Linked DNA regions of Homo sapiens: regions 1 and 3 are each linked to region 2. A link is a loop called in an ENCODE intact Hi-C map of the cell type or tissue named here. Cell type or tissue: OCI-LY7. All regions are shown on one strand. Each heading gives the region's core, and the rest is flanking DNA. Links, peaks and the distances in the headings are about the cores only. Region 1 overlaps EPB41 (erythrocyte membrane protein band 4.1). Region 2 has its middle 27 kb from the start of OPRD1. Region 3 overlaps OPRD1 (opioid receptor delta 1).

What was found. Hi-C counts contacts between places; a loop is a spot of excess contacts. Peaks named below come from ENCODE experiments on the same cell type or tissue, not always from the same donor. Only the 100,000 strongest peaks of a DNase experiment are listed, where the experiment ranks them.
Region 1: it touches region 2 in a loop (3-fold over the local background); 71 of 110 quality-filtered maps call a loop at or near these places.
Region 3: a loop joins it to region 2, with 10 times the contacts of the local background. A loop is called at or near these places in 10 of 110 quality-filtered maps.

The regions. Positions count from the first base shown.
Region 1 is chr1:29,028,124-29,038,665 of GRCh38, reverse strand. It overlaps EPB41 (erythrocyte membrane protein band 4.1), which reads right to left. Exons shown (of 21, transcript NM_001376013.1): 8 at 8,179-8,266; 9 at 5,421-5,573; 10 at 2,743-2,840. Among named protein-coding and RNA genes, the nearest start is that of TMEM200B, 91 kb to the left of the region's middle. In OCI-LY7, for the core only: CTCF peaks have their summits at 4,413 and 4,618 (motif pointing right); a DNase peak (open chromatin) is centred at 4,645.
Region 2 is chr1:28,780,322-28,790,863 of GRCh38, reverse strand. No RefSeq gene overlaps it. Among named protein-coding and RNA genes, the nearest start is that of OPRD1, 27 kb to the left of the region's middle. RefSeq lists an enhancer at 5,069-5,118. In OCI-LY7, for the core only: CTCF peaks have their summits at 5,381, 5,602 (motif pointing left), 7,120 and 7,319; DNase peaks (open chromatin) are centred at 5,133 and 5,563; H3K4me3 peaks cover 764 bases; H3K27ac peaks cover 322 bases.
Region 3 is chr1:28,842,361-28,852,902 of GRCh38, reverse strand. All of the region lies in intron 1 of OPRD1 (opioid receptor delta 1), which reads right to left. Among named protein-coding and RNA genes, the nearest start is that of OPRD1, 35 kb to the right of the region's middle. In OCI-LY7, for the core only: CTCF peaks have their summits at 6,311 and 6,523 (motif pointing left); a DNase peak (open chromatin) is centred at 6,502.

The DNA.
Region 1 (10,542 bases), core at 1,386-9,385, 250 kb before region 2:
TAAGACTGAATTCTCTAGGAGTAAAGAACAAAGACCATGGCTTATTCATCTTTGTGTTTTTGCTTCTGGCATAGTGCCTGGCATAAATATGATATCCAATAAATATTTGTTGAATAAGGACATAAATTACTACATCAAATACTACCAAAAAGAGAGTATTTTTCCCTTTGAGGTAATTGATTTCAATTCAGCAAACATATACTTTTATGTAAGGGAGCATTAGATTTTAAGGTATTCTCTTATTTTGATGCAATGGATTTAAATATGCCATCCTACAAGTAAGTATACTGGCTGCAGCTGAAATCTATACCACAGTTATTAGACATTCAAAAATCACTTTTTTACTCCTCCTTGCTCTTTTTAAAAAATTCTACTTTTGTGGTTTGATTTTAAAGAAGGAGAGATGATGAAAGCATAAATAAATGTGTTAATGCCAATAATTAAGATTCTTTAATTGGGTGTAAAATGTACCCTCATGTTTTATTTTGAAATAATTGAAATATTAATTTCCTTGAATTTTCTTCTCGTTGACTGTGCTATAGTGCTATTATATGAAAATATAAATAGAAGGAAAAGATATCAGGATTATCTCTCTCTCTCTTTCTCTTAAAGAATCAAGTTTATTTATGAATGAAATGACGTGAGGCCTGGGATTTGCTTCAAAATAATCTCGGAAGTAGGGGGAAGGAGTGGATAGGGATATAGAAGAAACAAGATTGGCTTTGGGGTGATAATTATTGAAGCTGGGTGATAAGTACAAGGGGATTTTATTGTACTGTTGCTACATATGAAATTTTCCATAATAAAGAAACGTTCTTAAAAAGGCAAACTGGGCCGAGTGCAGTGGCTCACGCCTGTAATCACAGCACTTTGAGAGGCCAAGGCGAGTGGATCACTTGTCAGGAGTTCGAGACCAGCCTGGTCAATATGGTGAAACCCGGTCTCTACTAAAAATTTAAAAATTAGCTGGGCATGGTGGTATGCATCTATAGTCCCAGCTACTTGGGAGGTTGAGGCATTGCGCCACTGCACTACAGCCTGGGCAACAGAGTGAGACTCTGTCTCAAAAAAAAAAAAAAGGCAAACTGATAAATAGCCAACTTTCCTTTCAATACAAGTAATTACTTGTCTAAGGTCTGTCTTCTCTACTAGACTGGGTGTTCCACCAGGAGAGAGACTAGAACTATCTTGTAGTATATTCCCAATGCCTAACATGGTGCATACAAGAAGGGTAAGCACATAGAAAATGCTTGGTAAACGAACTCAAGGGGTTAATAATATGGCCTCTTGGCACAGTGGCTCACGCCTGTAATCCCAGCACTCTGGGAGGCCGAGGCGAGCAGATCACTTGAGGTCAGGAGTTCGAGACCAGCCTGGTCAACGTAGTGAAACTCCATCTCTACTAAAAATACAAAAAATAGCCAGGCGTGATGTTGGGCATCTGTAATCCCAGCTACTTGGGAGGCTGAGGCAGGAGAATCACTGGAACCCAGGAGCAGTGAGCCAGGATCACAGACTGCACTCCAGCCTGGCAACAGAGCAAGACTCCATCACAAACAAACAAACAGCAGAGGAAATACTTTCTTCTGTCTTCTGATTATCGGGTACTATTGGGCTTCAAATATGGTTCTGTGTGCTCCCTTTCTGGGTTTCATTAGAGTGAAGCTAACAATCAGCTTCAAGGTTGGCCAGGCACGGTGGCTCACACCTGTAATCCCAGCACTTTGGGAGGCCGAGGTGGGCAGATCATGAGGTCAGGAGATCGAGATCATCCTGGCTAACACAGTGAAACCTCGTCTCTACTAAAAATACAAAAACAAAAACTAGCTAGGTATGGTGGTGTGCACCTGTAATCCCAGCTGCTCAGGAGACTGGGGCAGGAGAATTGCTTGAACCCAGGAGTAGGAGTTTGCAGTGAGCCGAGATCCGCCACTGCACTCCAGCCTGGGCGACAGAGCGAGACTCTGTCTCGAAAAAAAAAAAAAAAAATCAGCTTCACATCTTTAACCTTATAGTATAAAAGCTCCACAAAAAGTAGTCAAGCATTGCTTAGAGAAATTCCATGTGGAAAAAAAAATTAGCAAAAACAAAAAAATAAAAATTCCGTCCGGGCACAGTGGTTCATGCCTGTAATCCCAGCACATTGGGAGGCCAAGGCAAGTGGATCACCTGAGGTCAGGAGTTTGAGACCACCCTGACCAACATAGTGAAAGCGTGTCTCTATTAAAAATACAAAAAATTAGCTGGGCATGATGGCGGGTGCCTGTAATCCCAGCTACTTAGGAGGCTGAGGCAGGAGAATCACTTGAACCCGGGAGGCGGAGGTTGCAGTGAGCCGAGATCGCGCCACGGCACTCCAGCCTGGGCAACAAGAGCGAAACTCCGTCTCAAAAAAAAAAAAAAAAAAAAAATCACACGTGGAGGTAAGTGAGGGTAACTCCCCTTAATCGGACTGACTTTAGCTACAATTAATGCAATCCCAGAGTCCCTGGTAAATACAGGTTCCCATTCCTTACTCCTCTCTTCCTTCTACCATACACAGACAGGTGCTTTGGAAATGTTGAGGCATACTTTTCAACCCAAAGGGAGAGAAATGGATTCATTTTGTCTTGCTTAAGATGATCTCACCTGAGCTAAATAAAAGAGTGCCAGTCATACAATGAAAGGAATTTTAATAGCAGGCTTAAAATAGAAACGTTATAAATAATTTATCCTTGAAAAATACTTAAGTGAGAATAATACCTGAAAAACGTGTGATGTTCTACACAGACTTTCCATAATTTCTTAGCTGCTCGGTAACTGGGAAGTTTGAATCCGATGGTACTTTCATACTGCTCTTGCTACAAAAACACAAATAAACATGGGACATGAAGTATTACATGTGATACAGTACCAGATTACAGTGATACAGTACCAGAGAAATATGGTGCCACAGAAGAGGCCATTGTTACCAATTTAAGGACATAAAATGTCATTTGGAATTTTTTCCTACTTACTGAAAGAAATTCACTCACTGAGGGTGGCTTTTTCCAAAGCAAGAAAGCCAGGGAATGCATCTCATATAATTTAAGCTTTTTTTTTTTTTTCCAGAAAACACACACACATTCATTATACATTTTTCTGAGACACAATTAAGTCACCTCTTGATTGTCCAGACACTGCTTTTCCTTAGTCACTATCTGCATTTGGGACACTGTTCAATGAACAGGGAATGGGATATTGACCAAGTCCTCCAATCAATCAATATTATTATGCAATAGAAATTAGTAATAGGAGCTAAAGATTTTAGTTCAAGCCAGATTTTTAAATCAATTTTTTAAATTGACAAATAAAAATTGTACATACTTATCATCTACAACATGTTGTTTTGAAATATGTATACCTGCCAGGCACGGTGGCTTACGCCTGTAATCCCAGCACTTTGGGAGGCCGAGGTGGGCAGATCACAAGGTCAGGAGTTCAAGACCAGCCTGACCAACATGGTGAAACCTCATTTCTACTAAAAATACAAAAAAAATTAGCCGGGCATGGTGGCACGCGCCTGTAATTCCAGCTACTCAGGAGGCTGAGGTAGGAGAATCACTTGAACCTGAGAGGTAGAGGTTGCGGTGAGCTGAGATGGCGCCACTGCACTCCAGCCTGGGTGACAAAGCGAGACTTCTTCTTCCAAAAAAAAAAAAAAAAAAAAAAAACAACAAACAAACAAACCCAAGAAACACGTATACATTGTGAAATGGCTAAATTGAGCTGATTAACATATGTATTACCTGACACACTTATTATTTTTTTGTGGTGAGAAAACTTAAAATCTAGTCTCTTAGCAATTTTTCAAGAGAACAATACATTGTTATTAATGATAGTCACCATGTTGTACAATAGATCTCTTGAACTTATTCCTCAGATTCTTGAATCATTAAATATTTCTTTTTTCCTTTGATTGATCATTAATTTATCTAGATTCCTCTTATACTGAAGCAAAACATATTCTCCCAGGGTTACTAGAAACACTGTCCTGCTGACCTCTTGCCTCTTTATTTCTACTTTAAGCATATTTTATAAGATGGAAAGGAAACTGACATTTATTTTGAGTGCCTACTATTGCCAGTAACACTATGATTAGATAATATCATCTATATTTTTAGACATGAAGAAACTGAGGTCAGAGAAGTTATTTGCTCAGACTGACAGCTATGAAATGACAGAACCAGATTTTTACCCTCTTCACCATACCATGCCACTGCTAAATCATCTACTGCTGCCACAATACTTTTTCTCAAAATCCTGTTGTTCCTGATTGCCTTCTAAATAAGAATTCTACATTTTTAGAAGCTAAGGATTTCCCATTTTCATATTAACGTGTGTGAGGGATGAGATTCTAATTTGCTGTTATATTCCTAGTCCCTAGAATAGTGTCCAACACAGGAAAGCTCTCAATAAATATTTGTTGATTGAATAACTCTTGAATTTGAAATTTTAAGGGAAGACACTGACTGCTCTGTGCTAGGCATAGGTAAAATAATTATGGTACAAAATAAATGCTTCTATGGTAATCCCTATCCAAGATTTTTAAGGCTCCACATCCAGAATTTGCAGGCACAAATAATTAGCCATTATTCACCAGCAGATGGTGATATATACACACAAAAGCCACCTTAGGTTAGTATCATTTCCTATATAGAACTTACACAGCTGTCATCTCATTTGATCTTCAAATAACTATGATGGAGAAGGTATTATCCTGCCCAAATGACAAGGAAGCTGAGCCTTAGATTTGTCCAGGTCTTTTGCTTAGTATGTGGCAGAAAAGAAGTCAGAACTTTTTAAAAAACTTTAATTCCTACTTAAACAATTTTATGCTATTCCATAATGGCTCTTCAATACAAAAGTTAAATTTGGCCAGCATTAGTATATCCCCAAACCAACTAATAAATGAATTAACTGGTACAAAGTTGAACATCCAACTCTTATTAAAAATCTAGAACTTGGCCCTAGAACTCACTCTCAGTAACCACGAGAAGCTATGCATACAAATAAATTTTAATTATATGAGATAAAGGATTGGTGATGCCAAACATGAGTAATTTATCCCTATAAATAATTTTAAAATCTCATGCTACTCAATTTAAAAATATTTTTCCATTAAGTTTTTGCTTGGCGTAAACAAGGAACAAATGTATCAGTCCAAGTTTAACTTTTTGCAATGGTATATTTACTTACAAAAAGTGAAATGTCCAGAAGACCAGTAGTAAGGAAAAGAAGTAGCATCACAGGACTGATCAACTTAGAAAACGGAATTATCAGCCCTTCAATAGTTAACTATAGAGAGACTTCTCAGATGACTTAATAAGGAAAATGGAAATGTAGATATTTCAGATACAGACTGTGTCTGGTTTGGGAGGAAGGAAATATAAATTCTGTACCTCTCCAGGCCGAATCTTGATGAAAAAGCTACTACGTTTATAAGAAATCTTCAGCACTTTGGGCCAAGGGAAGCGGTTAATTCTCAGCTTATCTTTGTAAACCAGAAGGCCACTAGAGCAGACACCTAGGATGATATCTACTCCTTCCAAGTCCTGAAAAAGAAAAATGTTAGGATTTCAGTCTGGAGCAAAGTACTCAATACACTGTTGACTATTACTAGATAATCTGAAGATAACAACCAAAAACAGTTACAAAACATACAATGAAAAATAAAGCTCAGCCTAACAGTTATAATTTATGGACCTATTATGTTTAAATCAGCAGTCATGACTTCCTGGAGAGCAGGGCTTAGAGCTATGTATACTACCAAATATACACGCACAATTATTAATTCTTGTTTTTTTATGATAAAGTGTTAACAGCTCCAGAAATGATGTTAAATGTAGGAGTTGACTCTATTCCTATATAAACTCAGCATAAGACAATCTTAGGTTCTTAAAATTGATGTTAAGTATATTAAATTAAAAATATGATCCCTAAGTCAAGAAGTTACATTAAGGCACAATGAAATCATATTTATATGCCTCTTTATTAAAGACAACTTTAAAAAATTAAATATGTAATATTAATCATCTATGTCTATAATTCAAAGAAAATAAATTTCACCTAAGTTAGTCCCTACAGCTAACAGTTTGTTTAGCTAAGTAATCAAAACACAAAGTTAAATGCTTCTTGACTACTCTTTCCCCCAAAATGAGTATAGAGAAATATATTAGTGCCTACACGTGTTATAACAGAGAAGCAGGAATTACATACAGTTCCAATTCAGTGACTATGTAACTGAGAATTTCCCAGAAGATGCCCTCTTAAATTTTTAAAGCTTGTGGGTATAACTACATTTCACTTTGGAGAAACAATTTGCTTTACAATATTTGGGAAGGGAACATGCTGCCTGACTCCATCAATACCTGAATTGACACCAGCTTCCAGCAGGAATTGTGAAGCAAAATCTAACCATTTCAGTTTTAGAAACATACCTAATCTGATGTACTGATCTTCCTACAATATACTTTAGAGATTCATAGAAGTTGTAGTACCCAGCCCAAAATAATCCAGAACAACTTTTTTCTTTTTTTTTTTTTTTTTTAAGACAGAGTCTCAACTGTCACCCAGGCTGGAGTGCAGTGGTGCAATCTAGGCTCACTGCAGCCTCTACCTCCTGGGCTCAAGCAATCCTCCCACCTCAGCCTCCTGAGTAGCTGGGACCACCAAAGGCACGTGCCACCATGCCTGACTAATTTTTTGTATTTTCTATGGAGACGGGATTTCACCATGTTCCCCAGTCTGGTCTTGAATTCCTGAGCTTGAGCGATCGGCCGCCTCAGCCTCCCAAATTGTTGGGATTACAGGTGTGAGCCACCACGCCTGGCACTGGACCTCCCCAGCAACTTTAGTAGCTGAAGAAGAGAGAAGTAAGGAGACTTTCCTTAAGGATTCATTCTGTTAGGCTGTATTAGGTAGAACTAGGATTAAAGCTCAAGTTTCCAGGGCCCTACCCAAGTGGTTTTTGAATGAGCCACTGTGGTTCATTCAGTGTGCATCAGAACAACCTGGAGAACTTAAAATGGATTGCTGAGCTCCACCTCCAGAGAGTCTAACTCAGCAGGCCTGGGATGGGGCCTGAAATGTGCATTTCTAACAAGTTCCTAGGTGATGTTAAATGTTGCTGGCTCAGACACCATACTTTGAGAACCACTACTCTAGGCCAGTGGTTCTCAGATTCAGGCATGAATTAGAATCATTTGGGTGCTCATTAAACCAAGACATTCTAGAACCTCGCCTCCAAATTAATTCCATACATCTGAGAGAAGCTCAGGGATCTACATATTTAATGAACATCCTCAGTGATTCGATGTAGGTGATGCTGGCTGTGAAACAGGACTTGCTGCCCACTGCTCTATATTTTCAAATGTTACTGCATGTTAGGAAAATCAATTTCTTTTTCTCTAGGGGCTATCTTTTGATCTTAACAGTAGCTTGGATATGAAACTTTATTCTGAGGGTGGAATTGCTATGGGGCAAATTCAATTGATACAGTTGACTGATTTAACTGATACACTTAAAATGCTAACAAGAGGCCGGGCACGGTGGCTCACGCCTGTAATCCCAGCACTTTGGGAGGCCGAGGCGGGCGGATCACGAGGTCAGGAGATCGAGACCACGGTGAAACCCCGTCTCTACTAAAAATACAAAAATTAGCCAGGCGTGGTAGCTGGCGCCTGTAGTCCCAGCTACTCAGGAGGCTGAGGCAGGAGAATGGCGTGAACCTGGGAGGCGGAGCTTGCAGTGAGCCGAGATCATGCCACTGCACTCCAGCCTGGGAGACAGAGCAAGGCTCCATCTCAAAAAAACAAAACAAAACAAAAAAAAGCTAACAAGAAGTACTATTTCTCTCTCTTTTTTTTTTTTGAGACGGGGTCTTGCTCTGTCGCCAGGGCTGGAGTGCAGTGGCACAATCAGGGCTCACTGTACGCTCGATCTCCTGGACTCAAGTGATCCTCCCGCCTCAGCCTCCCCAGTAGCTGGGACTACAGGCATGAGCTGCTGTGCCCAGTCTACTATCTCTTTTGAATGTTTTAAAATACCCCAGATGTTGTTAAAAAGTATTATATGACACAGATGTGATACATACATAACAGACATGTATCATATAATATCTTCCACATGCATATTAATAAAGGGCAAAGTTATCATTACCTTTGCTTTATGAAGATCAACTCCATACATAGACAACTTTTTGGCATTCTCAAGAAACTCCAAGTCAGCCTGAGCTGGAGTCATGGACCTTTGATAGAATAAAAACATAAAATTCTTTCAGTGTTATAGTGTCATCATTTACAGTAACATTTATATATTCACTGTATTTTAAACACATGAACATATACATACCACTATATTAAGATATATTTCCTAGTCCTGAAAGTAGGTTATTATGGAACAGAACCCATCACTGCCTGTATCTAAATAATTAAAATATACCTTAGAAAAAGACAATGTGAGCAAACAAAAAGTCACCAAAAAGCTGCAAAAAAAATTTTTTTAATCCTACTAAACAATTTCCTTAAAGCTATTTCATCTATCATTAGTTCTGCCCCCTTCTCTTCACTCTTTTTCTCCGACATACATAAGCTCCTCCCGCTAATTTTTCTTGCCAAGGAGATGACCAAATTAAATCCTCAGAGGGCATGGTGTAATTTACAATATCCTCTTATAGCTGCCTTTTTCTCTCCATACCCCTGAATTGAGTTATGGAAATTAAACAAGAGGGCAGCTGATGTTACTTAACTGAGGACTCTTAATCGGGGCAGGCTTGATGAAAAGAAAATTTCTGGTAACAGATGGTGTCCTGCCCACTGATATAAACAAAATAAACTGGTTCACGGAAGCACATAGATAATGGGGCTGTTTTCTCTGTTATTAATATGTCTTCATTACCAGGCATATAATGAATTAGATTTGTTTGAAAACAGTCAGTCTCACTGTCTAAACACTCGCTGTGACAGTCTTTTCTTCTCCTCTATAAATTTCCCGTCTTTTGAAAAGTGTTCATGAGCTGTTATATAGAGCTTTCAAAGACAAAAATATCACTCCTAATGCTGCACAATTCAGACCAATCAAGTATAACTTAACAGTAACAATAATGCAGGCACATCCCCAAGGAAAAAACAGTAAACGCCAGTTTCCCATAAGACTGCCTCAAGCTACAGAAAGCTGCAGGGGTCTCTTCATTTCACAAGGAAAAGTCTCTTCCAAATCCATCTGTCTTTACCCTAATTAAAAGGACAAAGGATTCCTTGGAACAACAACCACCAAAATATGTATACAACAGGAGACAGGGTGCAGATTTGCTACTGATTTAGCCTTCATGAACAAACTTATTTTCACAAGCACTGAAGCATCACACCTAATTCTATTTATTAATGAACCTGAAATTGAAGATTAAAAAAAGGAGAATGGGAAAATTAGCCCCTTATGCAAGTCTGTATATTCAAGTCATTAAAAACATTTCAGGAAAGTTTTGTAGTTTTTAATTTTTTTCCATCTAAGTTACATTTTTTTCTAGTTAACATTACTCCTATTTTATGTTTCTGTTGTTGTTACTGTTATTGACGAGATGAATTTTAGAATTTTTTTTTTTTTTTTGAGACAGGGTCTCACTCTGTCACCCAGGGTGCAGTGCAATGGTGCAAACACAGCTCACTGCAACCTCCACTTCCCAGGCTCAAGTGATCTTCCCACCTCAGACTCCTGAGTAGCTGGGTCTACAGGTGCATGCCACCATGTCCAGCTAGTTTTCTTATTTTTCGTACAGAGGGGGTCTCAGTATGTTGCCCAGGCTGATCTTGAACTCCTAGGCTCAAGCCATCCTCCAGCCTCAGCCTTCCAAAGTGGTAGGATTACAAGCGTGAGCCACCACTCCCGCTGAATTTTAGGATTTTGAAGCTGGAAAGGAGCTTGAAGTTTAAAGAGTACAATAATTTCATTTTGCTGTTGAAGAAACAGGTTCTCAGGGATCACATTACCACAGGCAAGTTAGGACCCTTAGTTGAGACAGCAGACTTAAGTCAAAACTCAAGTCACAATACTTGGGCTGGAATCCAGGCTTCAGTACTTGTAAGTGGCCAGCCAGTGTCTCCCTCCATCTCCTCTATAAAACGAGAATCATAATAATGCGTATTTCTAGATACTAGGATAGGCAATGACTTTGTTTTTGCTGAATGAATGAATGTTACTATTGGGATCGAAATGAGATGATGGTTGTAAAACTGCTTTATAGACATGAATAGTTATTATTGCAGCCTTAGCTTTCTGATAGTCCAGTGGTTCATCTACACACAAATCATAAAATTAAGAGACACAATTTGGATCACTTGAATTTGAAGACAAATTTTAAAACATTAAGTAAAGCAATTATGATAAAATCTTCCCTATACTCACTCCTCCTACCCTACCCTAAGGGACATTAATAGGGTCAATCAATTTGAATACAGATTTAAATTTCACAGTATGTAGTTACATGCTTCTATAAATAAGCATGCTTTAAAAAATAAGGAGAGATCA
Region 2 (10,542 bases), core at 1,376-9,375:
AGCCACTAACCAGCACCGCCTCACGTTGAGGAAAGAAGCAAACCACTCATGGTCCCAATGTGCTTTGCGACAGCTCATGAACTCCTCCCTGGGGCCCACATGTTATCACGCACGCCTCCACAGGCAGGAAAGCTGAGGGTCAGAAACACTGAGTGCCCTGTGCCCACAACTAGTAAGTGCAAGACTGGAAACTAGAATCCGTCTCCACTGAAAGCCCGTGTTGTTTGTGTGACACCCTCAGGCTGCCTTCCCATAGGATGATTTGACTGCAGGGAAGGGCTTTGGCAGCAGACCTCTGTGCAGGCTGGGTGTTTACCTTCCCCAGTCGGGAAGATGTCAGGGCTCAGTGGCCTCCTTCAAACCACAGTGTAGAGCCGGGTGTGGTGGCTCATGCCTGTAATCCCAGCACTTTTGGGAAGCAGAGGAGGGCAGATCACTTGAGGTCAGGAGTTTGAGACCACCCTGGCCAACATGGTGAAACTCCGTCTCTACTAAAACTACAAAAATTAGCCAGGTGTGATGGTGGATACCTGTAATCCCTGCTACTCGGGAGGCTGAGGCAGGAGAATCTCTTGAACCCGGGAGGCGGAGGTTGCAGTGAGCCAAGATCACACCACTGCACTCCAGCCTGGGCAACACAGTGAGACCCTGTCTCAAAAACAAAACAAAACAAAAAAGCACAGTGTTGAAGTATTGTAGACTTGATTGTACAAGGCTTTGACAAGGGTGGCTGCGGCTGTGGCAGCATTTAAGATAGCCTCAAATGTTCTAAAAAAACCAGATCCAAATGAAAAGGACACATCCTTTCATTCAACCAGTATGTATCGGGTTCATGACAGGCACAGTGCCAGGCACTGGGGAACACGGTAGATCTGGGTTTTAGCCTCGTGGAGCCTGTGATCCATCAGGAGAATCAGAAGTGGGCAGTGAAGGGCAAGGTCGGGACCATAGGAATGCATAACAGGGGTTCCTGGATGAGCCCAAGAGCTCCAGGGAACGTTTCAGGGAGGAATGATATTGAATTTTGATCCAAGTCATGAGCAGGGGTTAGTAGTTGAGGGGAGTGGAGTGTGTGTGTTGGAGCAGGGGGAGTAGTGGAGAAGGCCCTGACACAGGAAGAGAAAGCCCTGGAGGCTTCATGAGGCAGCAGGTTCGCCTTGTTCACACTCAAGCCCCTCGCACCACACCTGGCACGAATAAGGCACTCAATAAATACCTGGATGCCTGAATGAATGAATGAATGAATGAATGAATGTTTAAATGAAATTCAAACTAACTGAAGGAGAGTGGGGATAAAACACCATGAGATAGAGCCTGAGAGGTGTCAGGCGTCGGCCAGACCACACGGTCTTGATGGTCATGCTTAAAGGGCTTGGATTTTTTTTTTTTCTTGACACGGAGTTTCGCTCCTGTTGCCCAGGCTGGAGTGCAATGGTGCAGTCTCGGCTCACCACAACCTCCGCCTCCCAGGTTCAAGCGATTCTCCTGCCTCAACCTCCCGAGTAGCTGGAATTACAGGCATTCGCCACCACACCCAGTTAATTTTGTATTTTTAGTAGAGACGGGGGTTTCTCCATGTTAGTCAGGCTGGTCTTGAACTCCCGACCTCAGGTGATCCGCCCGCCTCAGCCTCCCAAAGTGCTGGGATTACAGGCATGAGCCACTGCACCCGGCGGGCTTGGATTTTATTTAAGAGAAATAAGAAGATATCTGAAGAATTTTGAGACATAGTATGATCCTATTTGCATTTTTAAAGAGGCACTTTGGCTACTGAGGAGAGAATGGCCTACAGAAGAGGTGGCTCAAGATGAGGGAAGTGGTGGGAACGGAGAGTCTTAGATTCAGGAGACACTGAGGGGATGGGATGCTCAGGACTCGAGTCGAGAGTGACTCGCACAGGCCTCTGGCTTAAGCAACGAGTTGGATGATGCAGACATCCACCATGACAGGGACCCTGGAGAGGAACAGGTTCTCTAGGGAAGATGAGAGTTTTTGTATACTTGAGGAGAAGATATCTTAAGAAACATCCAAGTTAAAAAAAAGTCACAAATGTTATTGGATATGTGGACTGGAGCCCAGAGAGAAGGCTATGGAGAGAGTTCTGAGTACTGATAACACCCAGATGGTAATTGCAACCATGGGAAAGAATGAGACCACTCAGGAAGAGAGGTTAGAGCCAGAGGAGGGCAGGGCCTGGAACTGGACCTTTAATGGCTACAGAGGAGAGGAATAGGACGTGGCAAATGAAACTAAGAAGAGGAGAGAGGCAGGTGGCAAATTGAAGAGTACTGGGTCAGACAATGAGGAAGGAGAATGTTTCAAGAAAAAATCACCCTCTGAATTAAGTAAAAATGAGGATTGAAATGTTTCCAGTGGACTTCACATGGAAGTGACGGATGACATTGGTTGCTATAAAAATATAAGCAGGGCCGGGCACAGTGGCTCACACCTGTAATCCCAGCACTTTGGGAGGTCGAGGCGGGCAGATCACCTGAGGTCAGGAGCTCAAGACCAGCCTGACCAACATGGTGAAACCCCATCTCTACTAAAAATACAGAAATTAGCAAGGCGTGGTGGCACACGTCTGTAATCCCAGCTACTCAAGAGGCTGAGGTAGGAGAATCACTTGAACCTGGGAGGTGAAGTTTGCAGTGAGCAGAGATCGCGCCACTGTACTCCAACCTGGCCGACAAAGCGAGACTCCATCTCAAAAAAATAAATAAATATAAAAATATGTGCAATTTTTTTTTGAGACGGAGTCTTGCTCTGTCACCCAGGCTGCAGTGCAGTGGTATGATCTTGGCTCACTGCAACCTCCGCCTCCTGTGTTCAAGCAATGCTCCTGCCTCAACCTCTAGAGTAGCTGGGATTACAGGCACGAGCCACCATGTCCAGCTAATTTTTTTGTATCTTTAGTAGAGACAGGGTTTCACCATGTTGGCCGGGCTGGTCTTAAACTCCTGGCCTCAAGTGATCTGCCCACCTAGGCCTCCCAAAGTGCTGGGATTACAGGCGTAAGCCACCACGCCCGGCCAAAGCAATAATTATTATTGTCTCAGCTCTGGGAAAGAAGACTGTGTTCTGGGGACAGGACTTGAGAATCCTATAATAAGGCTCTGGATGCCAGAGATCTTATTGGTTATTGCAATCCTTCCCTTTTCGGGGTCAGGATTTCTTGTCTTTGGGGTAAAGAAAAGCTGTCTGTGAAGAACTTCTTACACAGGGGGAAGAATCCTGGAATACACATTTGTGTGTGTGTGTGTGTGTGTGTGTGTGTGAGATACAGGGTCTTGCTCCAGATGAGTGCAGTGGCACAATCACAGCTCACTGTAGGCTTAAACTCTTGGCCTCAAGCAATCCTCTTGCCTCCTGTCTCCACTTTCCAAGTGCTGGGATTACAGGCATAAGCCACCTTGCCCAGCTGAAAACATGCTGTTTTTGTTTGTTTTGAGACAGGGTCTTGCTCTATCACACAAGCACGAGTGCAGTGGTGTGATCACAGCTCACTACAGCCTCTACCTCCTTGGTTCAAGTGATCCTCTCACCTCAGCCTCCTGAGTAGCTGGGACTACAGGCATGCACTACCACTCCAGACTAATTTTTTTCTTTTTTTGAGATGGAGTCTTGCTCTGTCACCAGGCTGGAGTGCAGTGGCATGATCTCGGCTCATTGCAACCTCTGCCTCCCAGGTTCACGTGATTCTCCTGCCTCAGACTCCTGAATAGCTGAGATTACAGGTGCTCACCACCATGCCTGGCTAACGTTTGTATTTTTAGTAGAGATGGGGTTTCACCATGTTGACCAGGCTGGTCTCGAATTCCTGACCTCAAGTGATCCGCCTGCCTTGACCTCTCGAAATGCCGGGATTACAGGCATGAACCACTGCGCCCAGCCCAGACTAATTTTTGAAATTTTTATACAGTCAGGGGGTCTCACTTTGATGCCCACACTGGTCTTAAACTCCTGGCCTCAAGCAATCCCCCCTCTTTGGCCTCCCAAAGTGCTGGGATTACAGCATGAGCCACCACACACAGCCTGAAAACACTCTTAAAGTATCAGCAAAGACCTATGATTTAGCAAAGAAACCACCTAGAATTCATGATTCATTCACTCAAGTTTATTGAGCCTCTACTATATGCCTGACACATAAATCTCAATTGAATAACTTTCTTCAGACCCTTCTGTATGCATTGCATTAATTTCATAAGACCGTTGTCCTTTCATTGCCTAGGCATGGTGGTTCACACCTGTAATCCCAATTCCCAGAACAGCCTGGGCCACATGATGAAACCCTATATCTACAAAAAAATACAAAAAATAGCTGGATGTTGTGGTGGGTGCCTGTAGTCCAGCTACTTGGGAGACTGAGGTGGGAGGATTGCTTGAGCCTGGGAGGCAGAGGTTGCAGTGAGCCGAGATCACGCAATTACACTTTAACCTGGGTGACAGAGCCAGACCTCATCTCAAAAAAAAAGAAAAGAAGAATGAATGTTGTCCTTTCATTAAAAATGTGAGGCTGGGCTCAGTGGCTCATGCCTGAAATCCTAGTACTTTGGGAGGCCGAGGCAGGCAGATCACTTGAGGTCAAAAGTTTGAGATCAGCCTAGCCGACATGGTGAAACCCCATCTCTACTAAAAATACAAATATTAGCCAGGCATGGTGGCATGTGCCTGTAATCCCAGCTACTCGGGAGGCTGAGGCACAAGAATCGCTTGAACCTGGGAGGCAGAGGCTGCAGTGAGCCGAGATCAAGCCACTGCACAGCCTGGGTGACGGAGGGAGACTCTGTCTCCAAAAAAAAAAACAAACAAACAAACAAAAAAAACAAGAAGTGAGGTCTCACCAGAACTTTTTATTTAATCTCCCACCAAACTCAGGATAACCCAGCCATCCTTGACAATTCATCATTCCCCCAGTTTCCCATGAGTCTGTTACCTCTACCCAGAATGTCCTCCAACTGGATAAATTCTCCTTATGTTTAGGCCCAGTTCAAATGTCATCTCTGTGAACTTTCCCCAAATGCCTCAAACTTAATCCTCCTTCCTCAGGGCTCCTAAGGGCCAGAATAGCACTTGTCTTCCCATATAGCGTTGGTGTCTCTGTGGGGCTGCAGTCTCCCTGACCCAGCTGTGCCTCTTCTTCTTCTTCTTTTTTTTTTTTTTTGAGACGGAGTCTCGCTCTGTTGCCCAGGCTGGAGTGCAGTGGCGCAATCTCGGCTCACTGCAGGCTCCGCCCCCCGAGTTCACGCCATTCTCCTGCCTCAGCCTCCCGAGTGGCTGGGACTACAGGCGCCCACCACGTCGCCCGGCTACTTTTTTGTGTTTTTAGTAGAGACGGGGTTTCACCGTGTTAAGCAGAATGGTCTCCATCTCCTGACCTCATGATCCGCCCGCCTCGGCCTCCCAAAGTGCTGGGATTACAGGCGTGAGCCACCTCGCCCGGCCGCTGTGCCTCTTCTTATAAGCCCGTAATAAATTTTTCAAAAATCACCCAACTCCACTCCCTCCCCGGGTCAAAACGGGACTCTGTGCCCAGACTGCAAGGCTCAGGCTGAGCAGCCATCTCAGAAAATACTTCTGTACTGCCACCTCCTGGCAAGATGGGGTATGACAGCTACTGATTCTGGCTTTTCTGGAGTTCTCTCAACTCCTTGTATTCTTTCATTCATTCGTTCTTTTGTTCCTTCTGTGCCAAACTCAGGTTATCTGGTGAGCCAGACAGACCTAGTTCCTGACCTCAGGGAATTTAGAATTTAGAGCAGAAGACACATTAGGAACTGGAATGTTATGGGAGCTATGATCCTGAATGTTTTGAGGCCACAGGAAATGGGGTGGCTTTGCCTATATCTAAAGCTGCCACCCCAGAGGCCATGACTGGGGTATAGTCTGAGCACGACATTGCCCTGCTATTTTGGCTACTAAGACTCTCACTTGGGAAGTGCATCTGTGACCAGGCCTGTCCTCCATATCCACCCTCTACACATTCTCCTGTGATGTTTTTTGGGGGACTCTGTCGCCAGGCTGGAGTTCAGTAAGGCGATCTTGGCTCACTGAAACCTCCACCTCCTGGATTCAAGCGATTCTCCTGCCTCAGCCTCCTGAGTAGCTGGAATTACAGGCACTTGCCACCATACCCGGCTAATTTTTGTATTTTTAGTAAAGACGGTTTCACCATTTTGACCAGCCTGATCTTGAACTCCCAACCTCAAGTGATCTGCCTGCCTCAGCCTCCCAAAGTGCTGGGATTACAGGCATGAGCCACCACACCCGGCCCTTTGTCATGTTTTTTTTTTAACATGATAACAACGGCCGGGCTTGGTGGCTCACGCCTGTAATCCCAGCACTTTGGGAGGCCGAGGCGGGCGGACCACAAGGTCAGGAGTTCAAGACCAGTCTGGCCAACAGAGTGAAAACTCTACTAAAAAACTACAAAAAAGGTGGGGCACAGTGGCTCATGCTTATAATCCCAGCACTCTGGGAAGCTGAGGTTGACAGATCACGAGGTCAGGAGTTCGAGTCCAGCTTGACCAATATGGTGCCCTGTCTCTACTAAAAAAACTACAAAAATTGGCCAGGCATGGTGGCGCGCACCTGTAATCCCAGCTACTCAGGAGGCTGAGGCAGGAGAATCGCTTGAACCCAGGAGGCAGAGGTTGCAGTGAGCTGAGATCATGCCACTGCACTCCACCCTGGGCAACAGAGCAAGACTCCATCTCAAAACAAAAACAAAAACAAAAAAAATTAGCCGGGTGTGGTGGTGTGCGCCTGTAATCCCAGCTACTCAGGAGGCTGACGCGGGAGAATCGTGTGAACTGGGGAGACAGAGGTTGCAGTGAGCTGAGATCGCGCCACTGCACTCCAGCCTGGGCTACAGAGCGAGATTCCGTCTCAAAAAAAAAAAAAAAAAAAAAAAAGATAACAATTAAGAAAAACAGTACACCATACTAAAAACAACTCAGCATCTCTCTCAGTTCCTCTGAATGGCTGGGTCCTGGAATCCATTTCATACCTTCTTGAAGTGAGCTGGAAGAGACCTTCACTTTCATTTATTCATTCTGTAGATAAGCATTGAGCATGTATTAGGTACTAGGCATTGTGTTAAATGCTGAGGGGGTAACAGTGAACAAGAAAGCAAATGGTGTATACTCTCATGAAGTTTATGTTCTCTGTAGGGAGAGAGAAAACAAAGTAAGTACACAACTTTTAAGTATTTCTTGTTAATAGGTGGTACATAATGTGATCCAGAATGCAAAAGGATGCACAATGAAAAGCTCCCCACTCTTACCCCAGCCGCCTAGTGCGCCCCCATAGGGCAAGCAATGTTATCAGTTTCCCCTGTAGCCATCCAGATATAACATATACATGTACAAGCAAATGTATTCTCTCCCTCATTCTTGTTATACAAATGGTGGTATTTTATACACTCTGTGCTGTACTTTGGGTTTTTTCCACTTACCAATATATCTTAGAAAGCATTTTTTTTTTTTTTTTGAAATGGAGTCTCACTCTGACGCCCAAGCTGGAGTGCAGTGGCGCAACCTCGACTCACTGCAAGCTCCACCTCCTGGGTTCACGCCATTCTCCTGCCTCAGCCTCCCAAGTAGCTGGGACCACAAGCGCCCACCACCACACCCGGCTAATTTTTTGTATTTTTTTAGTAGAGACGGGGTTTCACCGTGTTAGCCAGGATGATCTCGATCTCCTGACCTTGTGATCCGCCTGCCTCGGCCTCCCAAAGTGCTGAGATTACAGGCGTGAGCCACTGCACCCGGCCAGAAAGCATTTTATATCAATACATGGATTCTTACCTTTTGTTCAGTTGTATAGTATCCATTGTATGAGTATTACATGATTTAAAATAATGTTACAGGGCCGGATGTGGTGGCTCATGCCTGTAATCCCAGCACTTTGGGAGGCCGAGGCAGGCGGATCACAAGGTCAGGAGATCGAGACCATCCTGGCTAACATGGTGAAACCCCGTCTCTACTAAAAAAATACAAAAAATTAGCCGGGTGTGGTGGTGGGTGCTTGTGGTCCCAGCTACTTGGGAGGCTGAGGCAGGAGAATGACGAACTCAGGAGGCGGAGGTTGCAGTGAGCCAAGATTGCGCCACTGCACTCCAGCCTGGGCTACAAGAGCGAAACTCCATCTCAAAAAAAAAAAAAAAATCCCAGCTACTCAGGAGGCTGAGGCAGGAGAATCGCTTGAACCTGGGAAGGAGGCTGATGCCATGGCATGGGTAGGGTGACAGCAATGGGGGTGGAGAAACACTGGCGATGTGGGGATTTATTTTGGAAGTGGAGCTCACAAGACATGCTGATGGGAGTGGGTTAATCTCACAGATCATGCAGCCCAGGTCCCTCACTTCCCAAACAGGCCAAGCCTAACGACTTGCTTGTCACAGGTCAGAGCTCTGTAGTGGTGGATCCTGGCCTAGAATCCAACGTTTCTGACTCCCACATCAGTGTTCTTTCACTTTAGTGAAGCAGAAGGAGTTGGAATTTGAGTAGAAACTGTAATCTTGAAATTCTATGCGCCAATAATTACTGACATATTCCTTTTTGTTGTTGTTGGGCAGCTTTCTGTTGGCTTTCTTGACTCCCTGCCTCAGGGTAGAAAGACACAGATCTGGGGTGGGTGGAATCTCAGATATACCACACCCTGTGGCCAGCCTGGAGCAAAGGGGACAGGCAATGTGGGGGATGGGGATGGTGAGTGTAGAGAGGATATTCGGGAGACCTCACTGATTAGGTCGTCCCTGCTGTAAAACCTGAAGGAGGTGAAGAAGTAAGTGGGCCTTGCAGATATATGAGGGAAGAGTATTCTGGGGGAAGGGGCAGCTGGGAAGAAGATCCTCTAGCAGGAGCCTGCATGTCTGGAGGCCACAGTGAGTGGAGCAGACAGGAACAGCGGGAGGTAAGGAGAGACTGGAGATGGGCCTCAGATGGTCAAGGCTTTGTCGGCCGTTGAAGGGTTTAGCGTTTACTCTAAGTGAGATGGGGGCCATGAGAGGGTGAGCTGAGAAGCGACGTGATTTGGTGCACATTTTATGGGATCCCTCTGCTGCTGTGTGGAGAACAGACTGGAGGAAGCAAAGGTGGAAATAGAAACTAGCCAGGAGATTACTGCAATCGTCCAGATGAGAGGATGGTGACTTGGCCCAGGATGGATATGGTGATAAGGGAGGAGACCACCCCTCATATCGTCTTATACCCAATTTCTGCCTCCAAAGAAAGAAGAAGTAAAAACTACAAGGCAGAAATGAAATCCACAAGCAGACAGCCCGGCGCCGTGCCCTGGGCCTGGCAGTTAAGATCGACCCCTGACCTAATCTGACCCCTGACCTAATCGGTTATGTTATCTATAGATTCCAGACATTGTATGGAAAAGCACTGTGAAAATCCCTGTCCTGTTCCGTTCAGATCTGATTACCGGTGCATACAGCCCCCAGTCACATACCCCTTGCTTGCTCATTGGATCACGACCCTCTCACGTGGACCCCCTTAGAGTTGTGAGCCCTTAAAAGGGTCAGGAATTGCTCACTCGGGGAGCTCAGTTGTTGGAGATGTGAGTCTTGTCGAAGCTCCCGGCTGAATAAAGCCCTTCCTTCTTTAACTCGGTGTCTGAGGGGTTTTGTCTGCGGCTTGTCCTGCTACAGTGAGACATGGTCACCAAGAAAATATAACTGACTAATCTGATGTAGGATGTGACAAAGGGAGCCAAACATTACTCCCAGGATTTGGTCTGAGAAACTGGAAGGATGTGTTCATTATTAATGAGATGGAGCAGATGAGGAAGGACAAGGTTTGTGTTTAAAAGTGTTGGGTTTGAGGCCAGGCACAGTGGCTCACGCCTGTAATCCCAGTACTTTGGGAGGTCGAGGCGGGCAGACCACCTGAGGTCAGGAGTTCAAGACCAGCCTGGCCAACATGGTGAAACCTTGTCTCTACTAAAAATACAAAAATTAGCTGGGCACAGTGGTGGGCACCTGTAATCCCAGCTACTCAGGAGGATGAGGCAGGAGAATTGCTTGAACCCAGGAGGTGGGTTGCAGTGAGCCAAGATCGTGCCACTGCACTCCAGCCTGGGTGACAGAGGGAGACTCTGTCTCAAAAAAAAAAAAAAAGTGTTGGGTTTGAGATGTTGCCAACATCCAGGGGAAAGCCTGGGTTGACAGTTGAATATACGAGTTCAGGAGACATCTCTGGGCTCTCTGTATTTGGGGGTTGTTGGCACATGGGTAGTGACTAAAGCCACAGGCCTGGACGAAATCTGGTGAGTGTGGACAGAAGGTCAAGGACTAAGCCCTGAGATCAAAGACAAAGAACTGAGGAGGAACCGGGCCAAGGAGACTAAAAAGGAACAACCAGTGAAACAGGAGGAAAATCAAGAGGCATGCTGTGCCAGAATCCAAGGGAAGGAAGGAGAAAAGCATCAACAATGTCACAGGTTGCTTATAGATCAGAGAAGATGAGGACTGAGAATTAGCAATGTGGAATAGTGGCCTTGCCAGGAGCAGTTCTGCTGGAATGAAGAAGAGAG
Region 3 (10,542 bases), core at 1,781-9,780, 62 kb before region 2:
ATTAAAAATACAAAAAATTAGCTGGGTGTGGTGGCGGGCACCTGTAGTCTCAGCAACTCGGGAGGCCAAGGCAGGAGAATTGCTTGCACCCAGGAAGGCAGAGGTTGTAGTGAGCCAAGACCATCCCACTGCACTCCAGCCTGGGCAATAAAAGCAAAACTCCATCTCAAAAATAAAAAATAAAAAATAAATAAAAAGAAAAAGAAAGAAAGAAAATCCTAAGAGATGGGGTCGTGCTATGTCGTCCAGGCTGGAGTGCAATGGCTATTCACAGGTGCAACCATAGTGCACTACAGCCTCCATCTCCTGGGCTCAAACGATTCTCTGGCCTCAGACTCCTGAGTGGCTGGGACTACAGGTGCTCACCACCATGTCTGGCTCCAATATAGTTTTATCACCATTTTTAGCTAACTCAATATTTAGGGTTTACATTCTTACGACTTTGTAGATATTGTCCACTGCTAAGCCAAAGAACATACTATAATTACATTTTTTAGTGCAGACATTTAAGTTTCCCAGAGGTAATAATTGCGCCAATTTTCTCCACTTGCTTAGTTCTGTGTACATATTGCTAAATCTCCTCAAACATTCCAAAAGACCTATAAGATGTCTCTTCCATCCAATTGCATAATCTACCAGTTCTTTTTGTTTTCCTAGTGAGCTATGAGCTATGTCCTGGACCTTTCCTCCCCACTTTCTTTTCTTTCTTTCTTTTCTTTTTTTTTTTTTTTTTTTTTTACATGGAGTTTGCTCTGTCGCCCAGGCTGGAGGGCAGTTGCGTGATCTCGGCTCACTCCAAGCTCCGCCTCCCAGGTTCATGCCATTCTCCTGCCTCAGCCTCCCAAGTAGCTGGGACTACAGGCACCCGCCACCACGCCTGGCTAATTTTTTGTATTTTTAGTAGAGATGGGGTTTCACTGTGTTAGCCAGGATGGTCTCCATCTCCTGACCTCATGATCCGCCCACCTCAGCCTCCCAAAGTGCTGGGATTACAGGCGTGAGCCACCACGCCCGGCTTCTTCTTTTTTTTTTTTTTTTCTTTTTTTTGAGACGGAGTTTCTCTCTCATTGCCCAGGCTGGAGTGCAATGGCGCAACCTCCGCCTCCCCGGTTCAAGCAATTTTCCCGCCTCAGCCTCCCGAGTAGCTGGGATTACAGGCATGAGCCACCACGCCCGGCTAATTTTGTATTTTTAGTAGAGACGGGGTTGCTTCATGTTGGTCAGGCTGGTCTCGAACTCCCAACCTCAGGTGATCCGCCCGCCTCGGCCTCCCAAAGTGCTGGGATTACAGGCGTGAGCCACGGTGCCCGGCCTCCTCCCCACTTTCCATCTGCACTGTTTGCTTTCTATTCTACACCAGCTGCGCACCTGTCCTCCTCGGCTAGAGCACCCGTTTCTTGGCTTGCAAGTCTTCCTCTGTCTTGATCTATGCCTTCATTTTGGTGGAAGACATCCTCTAATCACTTCCTGAGACAGGGCACATAGGAGGTAGAATTTTTACACCCTTGCTTGTCTGAAAATGTCGTTATTCTATCCTAATTTCTGATTTCTTTGACTGGAGATGAAATGGTAGGTTGGAAGTAATTTTCCATCAGAATTTTGAAGGCATGGCTCCCTCATTGTCCAGACTCCAGTGTTGCCACTGAAGCATCTAAAACCATTCTGATTCCTGATGTTTTGTATGTGATCTGTCCTCTCTACCTGCATAACTTGTCGGTTCCTCTCTTTATCCCTGGTAGTCTGACACTTTGTGACGGTGTGCTTTCAAGTGGCTCTTTTTCATTTCTTTTGGGCCCTCTAAGGGTAACCACTCAGTACTTGTTACCTTCCTTCCTTCCCCATCTCTCCTAGGTGAACTGGCAGCTCCGTGTGTGTGTGAAGATTCATGTCCTTCAGTATAAAACGTTCTCATACCATTTCCTCCCCTTTGCCTTCTCTGGGATCCCTGGAAAATCCCTTAGTCAGATATTGGGCCTCCTGGATAGATCCTCTAATTTCCTCACATCCTCTTTTGTTATATCCTCTGGGAAATTTCCTTTTTGTTATCTCTCGATTCTTCCATTGACCTTTTATTATTATTATTATTATTATTATTATTATTATTATTATTATTATTATTTTGAGACAGATCTTGCTCTGTCACCAAGGCTGGAGTGCACTCGTGTGATCACAGCTCACTGCAGCCTCAACCTCCTAGGCTCAATCAATCCTCCCACCTCAGACTCCTGAGTAGCTGGGGTCGCAGGTGCACCATCATGCCTAGCTAATTAAAATTTTTTAGGTTGGGCACAGTGGCTCACGCATGTAATCCCAGCACTTGGGGAGGCTGAGGTGGGTGGATCTCCTGAGGTTAGGAGTTGGAGACCAGCCTGACCAACATGGAGAAACCTCATCTCTACTAAAAATACAAAATTAGCCAGGCGTGGTGGAGCGTGCCTGTAATCCCAGCTACTCTGGAGGCTGAGGCAGGAGAATCGCTTGAACCCAGGAGGTGGAGGTTGCGGTGGGCTGAGATTGTGCCACTACACTCCAGCCTGGGCAACAAGAGTGAAACTCCGTCTCAAAAAAATAAAATTTGTAGAGATGCAGTCTCCCTATGTTGCCTAGGCTGGTCTCGAACTCCTGGGTTCAAGTGTTCCTTACACATTGGCCTCCCAAAGTTCTAGGATTACAGGCACAAGAGATCATGCCTGGCCCCTGTCTTTTTAAAAAGTTTGACTCTCAGCTGGGCGCCGTGGCTCAAGCCTGTAATCCCAGCACTTTGGGAGGCCGAGGTGGGCAGATCACGAGGTCAGAAGATTGAGACCATCCTGACTAACACAGTGAAACCCTGTCTCCACTACAAATACAAAAAAATTAGCCAGACGTAGTGGCGGGCACCTGTAGTCCCAGATACTCTGGAGGCTGAGGCAGGAGAATGGCGTGAACCTGGGAGGCGGAGCTTGCAGTGAGCCGAGATCGCGCCACTGCACTCCAGCCTGGGCGACAGAGCGAGACTCCGTCTCAAAAAAAAAAAAAAAAAAAAAAGTTTGACTCTCATGTTTTATTTTTCCAGTGCCCTTTCTTCTTCTCTTGTTATTCCTTTTTCATATAGCACTTATAGTATCTTATTTCAGGGACATGATACCTTCTCTTAACTCTCCGAGGATGCTAAGAAGCCTTGTTTAGTATTTTCTTCTGCTCTCTGCATCTTTTACTTGCTTCAAACATTTTTGTTCCTTCATCTGCTTTAGCCTTCCTCTCTTATCCTGGAGAATTCCTTCAAGTATCTGGTGATATATAATATAATTAAACGCTGATTTTTAAATGAAGCACTAAATAACTGGCAGCTCCGTGCGTGTGCACGTGTGCGTGGGCACGTGTGTGTGCCCCTGTGTGTGCGTGTGTGTGTGTGCATGTGTGTGTGTGTATGTGTATCAGTGTGAGGGCTCTGTCAACTGGTGGGCTTCACTGTAGGGGAACTGAGTGATGATCTGGCTTTTACACTGAGGCACATGTAAATATCAATTTCCGTAGGTCTCTTCTCTGGCCTTCAGGCCTTCAGAAAATAATCTCCCCATCTCTCACCCGGGTTGCATACCTCTGGCTGCCAGAATTCTGTTGGCAGAGCTGGAGAAAGGGCCCGGGAGTCCCCCCATCTCCCCATTAAAAAAAAAATTAAAATAGAGATGAGGGTCTCACTATGTTGCTCAGACTGGTCTCCAACTCCTGGGCTCAAGTGATCCTCCCACCTCAGCCTCCCAAAGTGCTGGGATTACAGGCATGAGCCACCGTGCCTGGCCTCCTGCTCCCCATTTACCTTTGGTATCTTGTCCTGACCCTTTCTGTGTCTGCTGGCCCTGAGTCCAGACTTCCTCCATGTTAACTTCTCCAGGAAAAGAAAAAACCTTGCCTTCTTGCAGAGTGGAGGGTAGCCATCTGGTTGTGCAGGATACAAAGATGGGGGTGCCTAACAGTCCCAGTACTCCCTCTAGACAATCATCCTCTTGCCCCTGTTTTCTGTCCCACACCTCACCCCTGCTGTCATTCCTCTTCCAGTTGTTTCTCGTGGTCCAAATATGTATTGACATCTCTTAGAGAAGGTAAACTGAGACACAAGAGGCGAGGTGATTTATCCAAGGTCATATGACCAGTAAGTGGCAGAGCTGGTATTGAACTCAGTCTAAGTGCCAACATCTGGTAACCACTCAGTACTTGTTATCTTCCTTCCTTCCCCACCTCTCACAGTGAAAAAGAATGTGAACTTACTATAAACTGGGGTTTGCTCACTCATCTAACAGGTATTAAGTGGACACTTGAACTGTGCCAGGCACTGAATAAGTGATCTAGGAGTAATGGCGACAGTCTGGCCTCTTGAAATCTGTGACCTTAGGGAGGGGGCAGACATTGAACAAACTGCTGCATTAATTAATGAACAGTTACCTGCTATTACCAAGATGCCATGAAGGATAAGAACGGAGTATATTGATGGACACTGCCTAGTGGGGGTGACAGGCTGGGGAGTGTGGAGGGACCCTGGCTTAGATTAGAAGGTCAACAATGGCTTCTCTGAGGAGGTGTGCTATGAACTGAATTCAGTTCCCTCAAATTCATATACTGAAGCCCTAACTCCCAACGTGATGGTATTGGGGTTTCTCTTGCTGTCATTTTTTTTTTTTAGACGGAGTCTTGCTCTGTCCAGGCTAGAGTGCAGTGGCACGATCTCGGCTCACTGCAACCTCCGCCTCCCAGGTTCAAGCGATTCTCCTTTCTCAGCCTCCTGAGTAGCTTGGGATTACAGGTACCCGCCATCCCGCCCGGCTAATTTTTGTATTTTTAGTAGGGAACAGGGTTTCACCATCTTGGCCAGATTCGTCTGGAACTCCTGACCTCATGATTCACCTGCCTTGGCCCCCAAAAGTGCTGGGATTACAGGCATGAGCCACCGTGCCTGGCAAATTTTTTTTCCAATAACTGGGTTTTTTTTGTTTTTTGTTTTTGGCTTTATTCTGCAGTTTACATATGAGAGCCCTAAGCCCAACACAACACTTGATTTTCTGGTTTTATTTATTTATTTTTATTTATTTATTTTTGAGGCAGGTTCTCACCCTGTTGCCCATGCTGGAGTGCAGTGGTGCAATCATAGCTCACTGTAGCTTTGGCCTTCTGGGCTCAAGCGATCCTACCTCAGTCTCCCAAGTAGCTGTGTTTACAGGTGCACACCACCACACCTGGCTAATTTTTAAATTATTTGTAGAGACAGGGTTTCACCATGTTGTCCAGGCTGGTCTCAAACTCCTGGGCTCAAGCAATCCACCCACCTCAGTCTCCCAAAGTGCTGGGATTACAGGCCTGAGCCATTGTGCCCAGCCTTTATTATTCTTTCAGTATCCATGTCCACAGAGACTGCTTCTCCCAATAACACATGCCATTTGATCCTCAGCTGGTACATGTACAACGTCAAAGAACCTGGGCCCTTCCATTTAAGTGCACTCATGTCAATTTGGGCTGGACCTCTGCCCTGGTCCTGTCACCTCTGAGGTGTCCTCAGGTCAGAAATGCAAACAGGCTCGGCTGGGCGCGGTAGCTCACGGCTGTAATCCCAGCACTTTGGGAGGCCAAGGCAGGCAGATCACCTGAAGTCAGGAGTTTAAGACCAGCCTGGCCAACATGGCGAAACCCCATCTCTATTAAAAACATAAAAATTAGCTGGGCATGGTGGCGGGCACCTGTAATCCCAGCTACTCAGGAGGCTGAAGTAGGAGAATTGGTTGAACCCGGGAGGCAGAGGTTGCAGTGAGCTGAGATCGCGCCACTGAACTCCAGCCTGGGCCACAAGAGCCAAACTCCGTCGGAAAGGAAAGGGGACAGGAAAGGGGAAAGGAAAGGGGACAGGAAAGGGGACAGGAAAGGAAAGGAAGGGAAAGGAAGAAAGTAAAGAAAGGAAGGAAGGAAGAAAGAGAGAAAGAGAAAGAAAAGGAAGGAAGGAAGGAAGAAAAAGAAAGAAAGAAAGAAAAAGAAAGAAAGAGAAAAGAAAGAAAGAAAGAAAGAAAGAAAGAAAGAAAGAAAGAAAGAAAAGAAAGAAAGAAAGAAAGAAAGAAAATGCAAACAGCCTCCATGTGATACAACTCTGAATAAATACAATGGGGCCTTTGGGATGGTGGGATTACTGCACTTACAAGAGAGGCCCCAGAGAGCTTGCTCGCTCTCTCTCTCTCTTTTTTTTTTTTTTTCTTTTTTTGAGACAGAGTCTTGCTCTGTCGCCCAGGCTGGAGTGCAGTGCTGTAATCTCGGCTCACTGCAACCTCCACCTCCTGGGTTCAAGCGATTCTCGTGCCTCAGCCTCCCTAGTAGCTGGGATTACAGGCGCCCACCACCACGCCCAGCTAATTTTTGTATTTTTAGTAGAGATGCGGTTTCACTATGTTGGCCAGGCTGGTCTCCAGCTCCTGACCTCAGGTGATCTGCCCGAGTTTGCTCTCTCTCTCTTTCTCTCTGCCATGTGAGGGCAGTGATGAGGCAGCCATCTAGAGGCCAGGAAGACAGCCCTCACCAGAACCTGACCGTGGTGGCAGCTTGATCTTGGGCTTCTGTCCTTACGAACTGAGAAACTAAATCTCTGTTGTTGAAGCCATCCAGTCTATATTTTGATCTAAGACACAGCAACATTTCTGCCAGGTTGGAAGGATGAGAGTTAGCCATGTGAAGTGAAGGAGGAAGGTTGGTCCAAAGAGAAGGAACAGCATGTACAAAGTCCCTGTAGCAGGAAAGAGCCTGATGGGCTGCAGGAATGGTCAGAAATCACATGTGACGACAGTGTAGTGAGCCAGAAAGGAGGCAACAGGAGAGGCGGCAGCGGAAATCTGCAGGAGTCAAATCACACAGGGCCTTTGGGCTATGGCAAGAAGTTTGGGTTTACTCTGAGTGTAACAGGAAGCCATTGAAGACTTTAAACAGGGAAGTGATGTGGTTCATTTATGTGAGTTTCTTAAAAGATCACGCTGACTACTGTGTGGAAGCCAGATGGAGCACAAGGCAGTAGGGAGCCAGAGACCCAACTTTCTAGAAAGAGAAATTGTTTATGGCTCCATTTCCCAAAACTCTACTGTTGTTCTCTAATTTTTTTTTCTGTTACAAAAGGTTGTGGATATGAAGTTGGGCCTTTCCCTTACACCATATACAAAAATTAACTCAAAATGGATCAAAGATGTAAGAGCTAAAACCATAAAACTCCTAGAAGAAAATATAGTGGGAAAGCTTCATGACACCAGATTTGGCAATGATTTCTTGTGTTTATTTGTTTGTTTTTCTTTCTTTTTTTCCTCTTTTTTAAATTTCTTCTTAGATTTGGCAATGATTTCTTGGATATGACACCAAAAGCCTAGGCCACAACAACAACAACAACTACATTAAGTTGGACTATATCAATTTTTTTTTTTTTTTTTGAGATGGAGTCTCACTCTGTCGCCCAGGCTGGAGTGCAGTGGTGCAATCTCGGCTCACTGCAACCTCTGCCTCATAATTCTCCCGCCTCAGCCTCCCAAGCACCTGGGATTATAGGCTCCCACCAGCATGCCCGGCTAATTTTTTTTTTGTATTTTTAGTAGAGACAGGGTTTCACTATGTTTACCAGGCTAGTCTTGAACTCCTGACCTCAAGTTATCCACCTACCTCGGCCTCCCAAAGAGCTGGGATTACAGGCATGAGCCACCGTGCCTGGCCCCAGCTAATTTTTGTATTTTTAGTAGAGACGGGGTTTCACCATATTGGTAAGGCTGGTCTCGAACTCCTGACCTTGTGATCTGCCCGCCTTGGCCTCCGAAAGTGCTGGGATTACAGGCATGAGCCACCATGCCCGGCTGACTATATCACATTTAAAACTTTTGTGCCTCAAATGACACTATCATCCCAGGACTTTGGGAGGCCAAGGCAGGTGGGTCACCTGAGGTCAGGAGTTTGAGACCAGTCTCTCCAACATGCTGAAACCCCATCTCTACAAAAAAATACAAAAATTAGCCGAGAGTGGTAGTGCACACCTGTAATCCCAGCTACTCGGGAGACTGAGGCACAAGAATCGCTTGAACCTGGGAGGTGGAGGTTGCAGTGAGCCGAGATTGTGCCACTGCACTCCAGTCTGGGTAACACAGTGAGACTCTGTCACCCCCTCAAAAAAACAAAAACAAATGACACTGTCAACAGAATGAAAAGGTCACTCATGGAATGGGAGAAAAGATTTGCAAATCACATATCTGATAAGGGGTTAATATCCAGACTATATAAAGAATTCCTACAACTCAACCAAAAGCAAATAAGTTAATTAAAAAATGAACAAGGGCTGAGCACAGTAGCTCACATCTGTAATCCTAGCACTTTGGGAGGCTGAGGTGGGTGGATCGCTTGAGTCCAAGAGTTTGAGACCAGCCTGGCCAACATGGCAAAACCCCATCTCTACAAAAAATACAAAAATTAGCTGGGCATGGTGACATGCGCTTGTAGTCCCAGCTACTTGGAGGGCCGAGGTGGGAGAATCGCTTGAGTCCTGGAGGTCGAGGCTGCAGTGAGCCATGATTACACCACTACACTCCAGCCTGAACGACAAAGTGAGACCCTGTCTTGAATATTTCCCTAAAAAAGATATACAAATGGCCAATAAGCCCATGAAAAGATGCTCAACATCACTATCATTAGGGAAATGCAAATCAAAACCACAATGAGATACCACTTCACACCTATTAAGATAATGAAAAAAAAAAAAAAAACAGAAATCAAGTATTGGCAAGGATTTGAAGAAACTGGAACTCTCGTGTACCGTTTTTGGAAATGTAAAATGGTGCAGCCACTGTGGAAAACAAAACTGTAATTCCTCACAAATCTGAAAATAGAATTGCCTCTTATGATCAATCCAACAGTTCCTCTTCTGGTAGAAGAATTAAAAGCAGGGTTTTGAAGAGCTGTGTGTATACCCATGTTCATAGCAGTATTCTTCATAATAGCTAAAAGGTGAAAGCAACCCATATATCCATTGATAGATGGAGAAACAAAATGTGGTATAGACATACAATGGAATATTATTCACCCTTAAAAAAGAAGGAAATTTCTAGCCTGGTGGCAAAGCCAGTTTTACAAAAAATACAAAAATTAGCCGGGCGTGGTGATGCACGTTTGTAGTCCCAGCTACTCGGGAGGCTGAGGTGGAATGACTGCTTGACCCCGAAGTTGAGGTTGCAGTAAGCCGAGATCACACCACTGCACTCCAGCATGGGCGACAGAGCAAGAGCCTGTCTCAAAAGACAAAAAAAAGAAGAAGAAGGAAATTCTGACACCTGCTACAACAAGGATGAACCTTGAGGATATCGTGCTAAATAAAATTTGCCAGTCAAAAAAGACAAACACTGAATGATTCCACTTACATGAGGCACCTAGAGTAGTCACAGTCATAGAGGCAGAAGCCCTGGGGTTACGAGGGGCTAGGGCAAGGGGAGGATGGGCAGTTACTGCTTAAATGGTATGGAGATTCAGTTTGGGAAGATGAAAAACTTCTGGAGACGAACGGTTGTGATGGCTGCATAACAGTGTGAATGTACTTAATGCCACTGAACTACACCCTTAAAAATGGTTACAATGGTATTTTTTATGTTGTGTATATTTTATCACAATAAAAAAGGCGGTAATCAAGAGCTGTCGCTGTGTTTATTTTCTAAGCTTGGGAGTGGGGTGAGGGGGTCCTTTCGAGCCATTCAGATCTTGGCTCCCCAACATACATAGCTCAGTGATCTTGAGCAAGTCACTTCACCTTTCTGAACCTGCTTCCTTGTTGGTAATTTCAGTGTAATGATGCTTTCTAGGAGCCGCACGTGTGAAAGCGTGCAGCATACAAGCCAGTGTGTAGTTGAAAATTGCAGCCCTTTTGGTACTCCCTGACCTGGTATTTTTCTTTTTCTTCTTCTTTTTTTTTTCCCAAGTAGCTAGGACTACAGGTGCGTGCCATCACACCAAACTAATTTTTTTAATTATTATTTTTTTAGAGATGGGATCTTGCTATGTTGTCCAGGCTGGTCTCAAACTCCTGGACTCAAGTGATCTCCACTTCAGCCTCCCAAAATGTTGGGATTACAAGTATGAGCCACTACACCTGGCCTGCTTTTTTATTTTAGGGTTTAATCATCACCCTTTGGATCCAATCAGGGGGTAGGGACTGGAAAGCTCTGGCTGAACCTCTGTTGACCGTGAGATACCTTTGTGAAACCCTTTGCTTTCTTTCTGATTCCAAATCCACAAAGCTTCCTTAGCACCAAGCACTGAGTGGCTATGCGTGTTCCTTTCGGAGCCCTACACTCCTCTGTTAAACAAGCCCCCACTGCAGAAGGATCATCACCACCTCTATTAATTTTCTTTCAGTTTGATGGAGACTGGTTGTACCCTGGCACAGCCAGGCCACATTCAATCCACACTTGTTCCTGGGCCTCTGGAGAGCTGGGCTTCTCAACTGAATACCCAAGTGCTGACTGACAAGTAAGCTCCTGGTAAGAATGTTCTCCCCAGGCAAAGCCAGAGCAGTTGGTC